2 separate regions of the Homo sapiens genome follow, and region 2 is linked to region 1. Evidence: read pairs that join two places in POLR2A ChIA-PET (ENCODE). Cell type or tissue: CD4-positive, alpha-beta T cell. All regions are shown on one strand. Region 1 has its middle 40 kb from the start of NAIF1. Region 2 overlaps SLC25A25 (solute carrier family 25 member 25).

Region 1 (5,000 bases):
TGAGCCTGGAAGGTTGAGGCTGCAGTAAGCTGTCATCGCATCACTGCATTCCAGTCTGGGAAACAGAGCAAGACTTTGTCTCAAAAAGGAGAATAAAAGGGACTGGGTGCGGTGGCTCACATCTGTAATCCCAGCACTTTGGGAGGCCGAGGCGGGCAGATCACAAGTTCAGGAGTTCGAGACCAGCCTGGCCAAAATTGTGAAACTCCGTGTCTACTAAAAATACAAAAATTAGCTGGGTGCAGTGGTGCGCACCTTTAGTCCCAGCTACTCGGGAGGCTGAGGCAGGAGAATCGCTTGAACCTGGGAGGCAGAGGTTGCAGTGAGCTGAGATAGCACCACTGCACTCCAGCCTGGGTGACAGAGCGAGGCTCCATCTAAAAAAAGAAAAAAGGAGAAGAAAAAACAAATAAAATACATACGTAGAGAAATGGACAAATCTGAGATGTGACTAGTGATTTAACTCTAAAAGGCCACATGACTTCCACAGTGGACGACTCCTCTTTCGTCGTACTGGGTGGTTGGTAGATAGCGGAGGGTAGACAGGCGACAGGGCTAAAACAAATCTGCCCAAAGATAGCAGCATGTGCTTATTATTTAGAAATATAAAATGTGTAAGTGCTGGAAAGAAACTGCTCACAGAGCCAAAAGTGGTTGCTTCTAGGGAGGCGGCGTGGGGAGATTGGGGAGGCAGACAGGAAACCACTGCATGTTATCTGCCTTTAGGGTAAGTTTATTTTGCTTTCCCTGCACGTATGCTATTTCACCAATTCTTTTTTTTTTTTTTTTTTTTTTGAGACAGAGTCTCACTGTTGCCCAGGCTGGAGTGCAGTGGCGCGATCTCGGCTCACTGCAAGCTCCGTCTCCCAGGTTCACGCCATTCTCCTGCCTCAGCCTCCTGAGTAGCTGGGACTACAGGTGCCCGCCACCACGCCTGGCTAATTTTTTTGTATTTTTAGTAGAGACGGGGTTTCACCGTGTTAGCCAGGACGGTTTCGATCTCCTGACCTCGTGATCCGCCCGCCTTGGCCTCCCAAAGTGCTGGGATTACAGGCGTGAGCCACCGTGCCCGGCCAAACTACAAAACACCAATTCTAAGATGCCAAAGTATTCACATTTTAACATCTTTCTTTCTTTACTTATTTATTTATTTATTTATTTTTGAGATGGAGTCTCCCTCTGTTGCCCAGGCTGGAGTGCAACGTCTGCCTCCTGGGTTCAGGCGATTCTCCTGCCTCAGCTTCCCGAGTAGCTGGGATTACAGGTGCCTGCCACCATGCCCAGTTAAGTTTTGTATTTTTAGTAGAGACACGGTTTCGCCATGTTGGTCAGGCTGTTCTCAAACCCCTGACCTCAGGTGATCCACCCGCGTTAGCCTCCCAAAGTGCTGGGATCACAGGAGTGAGTCACCATGCCTGGCCCATTTTAACATCTTTAAAATCAAGATAAATCTTTCTATAATCAGTGGTGCACCTGACCACTATAATTGGCAGTGTTTTCTCTGGACAGCACATGAATCATGGTGCATCTTACTATTGGTGATGCCTCAGATTCACTGATGTATGGTATTATTTTGATAAAGTGGAAATTATTTTAAAGAAAAAAATGAGCTAATTGCAACAGCTGCTATGTATTGAGCTCCTACTGTAAGTGTTCTAAGCACTGTAAATGTTCCCATTTAGTATTCTATTATTTATTTGTTGACTTAATTTTTAAAAAATTTTTGCCGAGCTGAGGTCTTGCTATGTTGCCCTAGCTGGTCTTGAACTCCTGGCCTCAAGTGATCCACCCACCTCGGCCTCCTAAAGTTCTGGGATTGCAGATGTGAGCCACCATGCCTGGCCTTCATTTAGTATTCTGAATAACCTTGGATTGTTATTCAAAAGTTTGAGATGAGGAAATGGCTCAGAGATGTTGAGTAACTTCCTTTAAGCCACCCAGCGAGTAAGTGATAGACGATAGTCCAAAACAAGGGGCTGCCTGCCTCCTGAGTGCACAGCTCGGCTTCTGTTTTGACTAGTTTGAAAGAACTCCATGTACTCCCCTCAGTTCTAAACACCCAGAGAGAAATGGGTGTTTGCTCACAACCACAGAGACACTAAGGCTGAGTTAGGCCGAGACATGGGCCTTTAACACCCAATCCAGTGTCCTTTTCTTGAACCTGGGCTCTCCCTTTCTTCCTGTCATCCTGACACTCAGGACATTCCTGAGAGCTGTATTGTAGCTCCTAAATGCAAGTGACACTTACAGGGCCCAGGTCGAGCCCTGGGAGGAGGGAAGGGCAGGGTGGCCCTTGCCTGTCCTGCTCATGTGAACCTGGTAGGTACTCGGCAAACCCGTGTCATGTGAACACAGCTGTGTCTGGGTCAGCATCTGGGCCAGGCTGGCCTCAGGCTGGAGCAACCTCAGAAGCCTCCACAGGAAAAGCCTGGGGCCACCACAGTGGAGGGATATTGTGTGGGAGGCCAGGGCCTTTCCAGAAGCTGTACTGCCATAGCAACCTGCCTCCTCTTGATGGTGTGTTTGCTTGGTAGGGCTGGGCTCGGGCAGAGGACCGCGGATGGATGTGGCAGCAGGGACGGGGGTAAAGCTGGCCAGGCCGCTCCACAGGCTTTGCCTCTTTTGGCAAATAATTGCCCCTGCCTCCAACACTTGTTGGAGTGCTCAGTACCTTGTCACTATTTATTGAGCACTGTTCCACCAGGCCTAACAACCCGTGCTATTCAGAAGCCCAGAGAGGTCAAGCCACGAATCTGCAGTCACACAGCCAGGAGCCTGTTGACTCCAAAGCCTGGGTGCCAACCTCTTACCGACACTACCTGTCCCATGATGCTCACATGTGTCCCATGGTACCTGTCAATGTGAGGCACCAGCCCCTTAAAGGGGAACCCACATCCTGTTTCTGGTTCTGCCTCAAAGATATGAATTTGCGATAATGAGGCATCGCAAGTTAATCTCTCATGCGAGGCCGTGCCTCCTCTTTCCTTCCTCTCTCGTCTGCCCCAGACACAGGGGCCACAGCAGCTCCTGCCTGCACATGGCTACGGTGCTCAGCATGCATGGTGCCTGCGGTGTTCCACACCTAGTGTCTCCGAGCCTCAGTTTCTTCTGCTATCAAATGGGAGGAAGAGGCCCGGCACGGTAGCTCATGCCTGTAATCCCAGCACTTTGGGAGGCTGGGGAGGGAGGATTGCTTGAGCCAAGAAGTTCGAGACCAGCCTGGGCAACATGGCGAGACCCCCGTCTCTACAAAGCATACAAAAATTAGCTGGGTGTGTAGCCTGCAGTCCCAGCTACTTGGGAGGCTGAGGTGGGAGGATTGCTTGAGCCCTGGAGGTCGAGGCTGCAGTGAGCTGTGATCATGCCACCGCACTCCAGCTTGGGTGACAGAGTGAAACACTATCTTAACAACAACAACAACAACAACAAACAAATGGGAGGAAGAGTAAGGCTGTGGCTTCTGTGGGGACTGGCAAGCTGATGTGTGCTCTGTGCCTGGCCCAGTGCCTGGTGAGAACCTAGGAGAAGGCTCTGGAGGTCGGGGACTTGGCTGTGATTCCTGGTTCTGTCACTGATCAGCTGTGCAGCCTGAGACAAGTCTCTGCCCCTCTCTGAACCTCAGTTTCCTCCTCTGTGTGATGGGGTGGTGGCCCTGCCCCACCTTTCATTTACCGAAGAAGGTCCAGGTGTGAGGCTAGCATTACTACGGTTCATCTCCACTTCTCAGCTTCCTTGACCCTCTCCTCCCACTGAAAAAGCCTATCTAGACCAAGACGGCTCTGTTCCCGAGGGCACTATGAATCCTTGAAGGGCCCAGCAATCACGGAATCCAACCCCTTCCTCTGCCAAATGCACATTTGAATCTGTTTCACCAGAGTGGTGTGATGAGAATTCCATGAGCTGATGCTTGTAAACTGCCATAGGGAACACCCCCTCCCACCTTTCACAGGTGAGCAAAGGGAAGCCAGCAAGGATGTTCCCTGCAGCTGGGTTTAGAATGGAAAGGTGCGGGCGTGGTGGCGTGCACCTGTGGTCCTCGCTACTTGGGAGGCTGAGGCGGGAGGATCACTTGAGCCCAGGAATTTGAGACTGCAGGAAGCTATAATCACACCACTACAACAGAGGGAGACCCTGTTTCTAGGAAAGAAAAACAGCCTGTGCAAGGTGGCTCACACCTGTAATCCTGGCACTTTGGGAGGTAGGGTGGGAGGATTGCTTGAGCCCATGAGTTTGAGACCAGCCTGGGTAACATAGAGAGACCCCATCTCTATGAAAAAAAAATAAAAAAAAAAAAACTTTATTTAAAAAAAAAAAAAAAAAGCCCCGCTGATCCTGGACTTCTGGGATTCAAGGGCTCAGGAAGCCCCTCCCTCATTGGGCCAGAGCTGGTCTGAGTGACCAACGGCAGGATGCTCTGCTGCTGTGCTTTCACTTCTAAGATGCGCTTATAAAAGACTGCACTTTCTCTTTTTTTTGAGACAGATTCTTACTCTGTTGCCCAGTCTGGAGTGCAGTGGTGCGATCTTGGCTCACTGCAGCCTTCACTTCCTGGGCTCAAGCGATTCTCCTGCTTCAGCCTCCTGAGTGGCTGGGATTGCAGGCTCCTGCCACCACCCTCAGCTCATTTTTTAATTTTTAGCAGAGACCACCATGTTGGCCAGGCTGGTCTCGAACTCCTAACCTCAGGTGATCTACCCGCCTTGGCCTCCCAAAGTGCTGGGATTACAGGCGTGAGCCACCACACCAGGCCATAAAGACTGCACTTTTATCTGGGGCTCTCTCAGTGCTCACTCTGTGCGAAGCCACTGTCACATCACGGGGACATCAGATAGCAAGGAACTGAGGCCTGTAACAATCACGGGTGAGCCTGGAAGCAGATCCCAGTCCCTTCAGGAGACTGCGGCCACAGCCCACAGCCAGGGAGAGACCCTGAGCCAGACCGCCCGTCTAGGGTCGTTCCTAAATTCCTGACTCCTGGAATCTTTAAGAGAATAAATATT
Region 2 (5,000 bases), 68 kb before region 1:
CGACCCTCTCTGCAGGCCGGCCTGAATTCTCCACTCATTCCTTCCCCACAGATTCGTGCTGCGGAGGAAGAGACCACGTCACCAAGATGAGAACAGGCTCAGTCTCACCCTTGTTCCTTCTACAGTGCGCCACTTCCTAATATAGACTATATCTTCCCACTACCGGGATGGATAAAAATGGATAGTTATTACTTGGGGATCACAGAAGTAAAAGGACTTTTTAATGCACTAAAACGCTTGTTGTTAACTCGTAAAGAGGGTGTTACAAGATGTTGATACTTACACACAACATTATGAAACAGAGATTATGACAAGTGATATGACATTTGGGCCTTCTAACAGAGATCTGATAACGAGTCTGTGAGAACAGGTCTTGGGCTACCCTAGTGACGGATCCTATGAGGTCGCACTGGATTATCCAGGCAGATTCCTGCTCAGCCTCCGCTAAATCCATGACACTCAGCTATCTCTTAAGCTGCCCAATCCAGAATGTTCTGCCTTGGGCTATTTTAACACGCCTCTTATCTCTACCACCAGGGTCCTTGAAGGTAGAAGGCTCTTACTTCAAACCCTTGGACCTCCTTGTCTGGAAATAACCTCCTGCCTTGATCAAATAAGGTGCTTCATGAACAGCTTCCAAATGAGTGAATTAGCTCAGGGGGCTCTAAGACCCCAAGAAACAAACTTATAACCATGCTTGATGAAGGCCTATTTTTCTGAGCATCTGCAAATAGAGTTGTCAGGGCATTATATTCAAATGGACAAGATAATGTATCATTATTATTATTATTTTTGAGACAGACTGTCACTCTTGTCACCCAGGCTGGAGTGCAGTGGCACGATCTCGGCTTACTGCAACCTCTGCCTCCCAGGTTCAAGCGACTCTTGTGCCTCAGCCTCCCGAGTAGTTGAGATTATAGGCGCCCACCACCACGCCTGGCTGATTTTTGTATTTTTAGTAGAGACTAGGTTTTACCATGTTGGCCAGGCTGGTCTCCAACTCCTGGCCTCAAGTGATCTGCCTGCCTTGGCCTCCCAAAGTGCTAGGATTACAGGTATGAGCCACTGCGCCTAGCCTCTATTATTTTATTTTAAAGGAGGTTCACATTTATAAATAAAAGCTGAACCCTAAAATGCTGGTCTTTAGGAATGCTCACTCTACTTTATAAAATGAGATGTTGCCCTATTAAAAAAAATGCTGGTCTTCCTTTGTTAAATTATTGTTTGCTTCTGAAACTAAATTATACAGATCTGTTGAATATCTCATTTTAGTGATGACTGCAGTCATTCTAATATAAAAAAGCAAATATTTTGACTGAATAAGTTCAATTGGAGATTTCACTTTCTATTAAAGTATATTTTAAAAATAATTATGGCACATATTACTGTACCATTGAGTTTTATAATGTATTTAACAAAAGAAATCTGAGATTTGAAAATGATACTAAATAAAAGTGAAACCTGTATTCTTCTTCTTTTTTCTTTGTCTTTCCTAAGATGGAGTCTTGCTCTGTCGCCCAGGCTGGAGTGCAGTGGCGCGATCTTGGCTCACTACAACCTCCACCTCCTGGGTTCAAGCGATTCTCCTGCCTCAGCCTCCCGAGTAGCTGGGACTACAGGTGCCCACGAGCACACCCAGCTAATTTTTAAAAGGGTTCTAACTTATTTGCTGCTGTGACTGAGTCTCATGGAATGTCTTCATTGGATAAACTTCAATTGGCATTTGGTTTTTTAAATCATCCATCCTACTGAGTTTCACAGGTAACTCAAGACTCCATGTTCATATAAAAATGGAGAGTTCTACCCAAATAAGCCCATCTCTAGGTGCTAGTGTCCAGGACAACTGCTGTATTCCTGGAACTGCAGACTGTGGGGGCCCAGAGGGGCTCTGGGATCATCCCTTAATCTCCGAGTTGAGCAAACAGGCCTGGGAGAGGCGACCTGATTTGCCCAATTCCCAAAGCCTGTCAAGGGCAGGGCAGGGCCTTGCACCCAGGGTTCTTGTTACAACATCCACTTCAAACAGCACCCAAAACAGATTTTAGTATTCAGTTCCCAAAGGATGCCGGTAAGCCAGACAGTAGGTGATACCTCATACTGGAAGGCGGCAGGTGTGTGGGAAAGGTGTAACTTGAGCAAGTTGAGCCCTAGCTAAATACAACCAAAAACGGTGTTTGTGTCACAGCTTCTGAATGCCTCTGTGAGAACTAGATTATGGAGGAACTAAAGCAGGCCTCGGGTTTCAGCCCTGATGCTTCACACCGGCCTTCTTGACACTCCAAGATCTGGGCACAACGCGCATTGTGTGCGATGCCTCGCTGCTCTTTATTATTCTGACTTTGTGGCACAGACCCTCATCTGTTTCAGCTCCTCCGATGTCCATTCCTATGACTAGTATTCGGAAACAGTGACAGCAACACTAGGTCCCTTAGGATTCAGTGGCATCAGATTGCAATTAATCTATAAAGTAGCAGTTCCTCTCCTGAGCATCTTCTCACAGCAAATCTGCCAATGCCACCAAAAGCTTTCCTTGTTCTACCACTATGTTACATGCCAGAAGAAAGCAGGTGCTTCAGGTAAAGGCCGGAATACCATGAATAAGAACAGGGCAGGTACAGTGCCTCTGGGAGTGTAGCATTAGGTCAGAAAGTTCCTCTCCCCTCCTCTGCAATGACTCAGGCTGAGCCAGAAATATTAATATGAGGAAGCTTTGCCAGCATCCAGCCGCTCAAGCCCCACCCACCCTTAAGGCTCTCAAACCTCATTGGCGGCTGTGGCCACAGTGTCATTTGATGATCAGGTTGCCATGACAGCCTAGTGTAGCCAGTTTCCAATGAAACCTGCCTACACTTGGCAGTTACACACACAATAAGCAAAATTCTCTGTGCTTCCGAGAAGACAGCCCCTCAGGATTTGAAAGCTTGAATGCCGCTGAGGGCACCTCCCACTCCAGAGTAATGGCTTTCTTCTCCAACTGAAGATTAACTGTAAGACAAAGATAAAGGGAAAAACTGGAACAGTTCCTAGAATAAAAGCTTGCAGGAACCTGACTCACTAGCAGACATATTTAAACAGGGGAAGTGAGAGCAAAACAAAGTAGTGCTTCTGGGACACTGAGAAGCCCGAGAACCAAAGTGAACTTTTCTTTTTTTCTTTTAAACAGAGTCTTGCTCTGTCACCCAGGCTGGAGTACAGCGGCACAATCTTGGCTCACTGCAACCTCCGCCTCCTGGATTCAAGCGATTCTCCTGTCTCAGCCTCCTGAGTAGCTGGGAGTACAGGCACGCACCACCACGCCCAGCTAATTTTTGTATTTTTAGTAGAGACGGGGTTTCACCATATTGGCCAGGCTGGTCTCAAACTCCTGACCTCGTGATCTGTCCACCTCAGACTCCCAAAGTGCTGGGATTACAGGCATGAGCCACTGCGCCTGGCCTAAAGTGAACTTTTCAAAAATGTTTCCAGAACATTCTGGAGGTCCTTTTTGTGATTTGGTGAGGCCAGCCCCAATCAGCCAGTGATCACAAACCCCAAACACCTTCAGAGCACTGTTCTGGAAAAGGATGCGGGCTGCATCCATGTTCCTGTTACTCCAGTTCTTGGTCTATCTGCTTTGAGAGTCTATGCTTCTCAGATTTGCTTTCTCTCTGGCTTCAAGCCCAACCAGCTGCCCCATATCCCACTTGGGGCTCCCCCAGTTTGCAGCCAGCTGAACTGTCTCTCTTTTGGGGATCAGCCAGTAAAAGGTGTGGGTCTCTTGATTCTGCAGGCCAGGAACTAAGCTGTTCAGAACAGACAGTCCTATCCTAGGCAGTCCCTGGGGGGAGAGCTGGCAAGGGGGTACTGTATGATGCTGAAAAATAGAGCAGTTAACTGCTAAAGACAAAAATAGGTGATTTTAAAAGGAGCCGGCCATTCGAGGTAGTAATAAGGCAAGCAGGTCTATAGATAAAAGTTCCTCACAAAGCTAGTGCCACAGCCATTCCAATCTTGTCTAAAACAATCAAAAGGTACAAAGTGACACCCTCTCTTTGAATATTAAGCAAAGACATCTCAGGCATAACAGTCTCTGAGAGACCCACTGCTTTGCTCAGAAGGAACCCATCAAAGACGAAGACTTCTCCCCAGTGCCCACATGACTGCAAATGTTATTACATCAAAAGTCCCTAGTAGCAAAGGCAAAATGAGCTTTTATTTCTTAAATGTAGCAATTCATCTTAACATCTCTGTGGTATCTATAATGTGCCAAACGGGCAGAATCTCCTTTTCTTCTCTGATTTTTCTCCTAAGTAAAAAGATTGAAAATAACCAAAGCTCAGGAGGTGAACGAGGTCACTCCTACAGCAGGGAGGAGAAATCTGAGCCAAGTGGCAATTTCCTTTCTAATACTGAGCACTCCATTAGTCTCCTTAAAAACTGCTTTCCTAAGGGGAAAACGAGGCAGCACAGGACAAGGATTTGGGGGTGAAATCTCAGCTCCACCTCTCTTTAGTTGTTTAACCCTGGGCAAATAATGTAACCATTCTGCACCTCAGTTTCTTCATCTACGAAATGGGGATACTACCACTTACCTTGGCTCTTGTGAGGATGGTAACTCACGCTCTGGGCTCAGGAAGGATGAAAGACCCCACAGTTGGCAGACCCGCAGCGGCCGCAGTCATTTCCAGAGGGGCACCAGCCTCTGCGCCTCATGACTCCAGCCTCTCCTCGGACCCAGTCTCATGCCTTCACTCTTCCTCCCAGACCCAAAGGAGAGATGGGTCGGACCCAGGCAAGGGGACTGTGACCTTCAGGATGCCAAGACCACCCCCACAGCTCCAAGCAACTGGGTTCCACGGTCGAGGCACACTCTCTCGCCCCTTTAGCTTCGCCCTTCCTGAGCTGTTCGGATAAGCTAAGGCACACTTTCACAGGCTGCCCCTCACTTTCAAATGGCTTTCTTCAGCCAAACTAACAAATCCTAAGGCAAGTCTATTGCAACCTTCCTTCCCTCAACAGCC

Evidence for each region. ChIA-PET counts read pairs that join two places held together with the same protein. Peaks named below come from ENCODE experiments on the same cell type or tissue, not always from the same donor. Only the 100,000 strongest peaks of a DNase experiment are listed, where the experiment ranks them.
Region 2: POLR2A ChIA-PET joins it to region 1 with 8 read pairs; 8 of 35 experiments call an interaction of 5 or more read pairs at or near these places.

The regions. Positions count from the first base shown.
Region 1 is chr9:128,024,371-128,029,370 of GRCh38, reverse strand. No RefSeq gene overlaps it. Among named protein-coding and RNA genes, the nearest start is that of NAIF1, 40 kb to the left of the region's middle. RefSeq lists an enhancer at 470-639. In CD4-positive, alpha-beta T cell, no CTCF peak of the experiment used is centred here; DNase peaks (open chromatin) are centred at 680, 1,980, 2,480, 2,900 and 2 weaker places; H3K4me3 peaks cover 3,091 bases; H3K27ac peaks cover 4,815 bases.
Region 2 is chr9:128,092,304-128,097,303 of GRCh38, reverse strand. The region is part of intron 1 of SLC25A25 (solute carrier family 25 member 25); the gene reads right to left. Among named protein-coding and RNA genes, the nearest start is that of SLC25A25-AS1, 24 kb to the left of the region's middle. RefSeq lists an enhancer at 4,833-5,000. In CD4-positive, alpha-beta T cell, no CTCF peak of the experiment used is centred here; DNase peaks (open chromatin) are centred at 2,763 and 4,113; H3K27ac peaks cover 1,768 bases.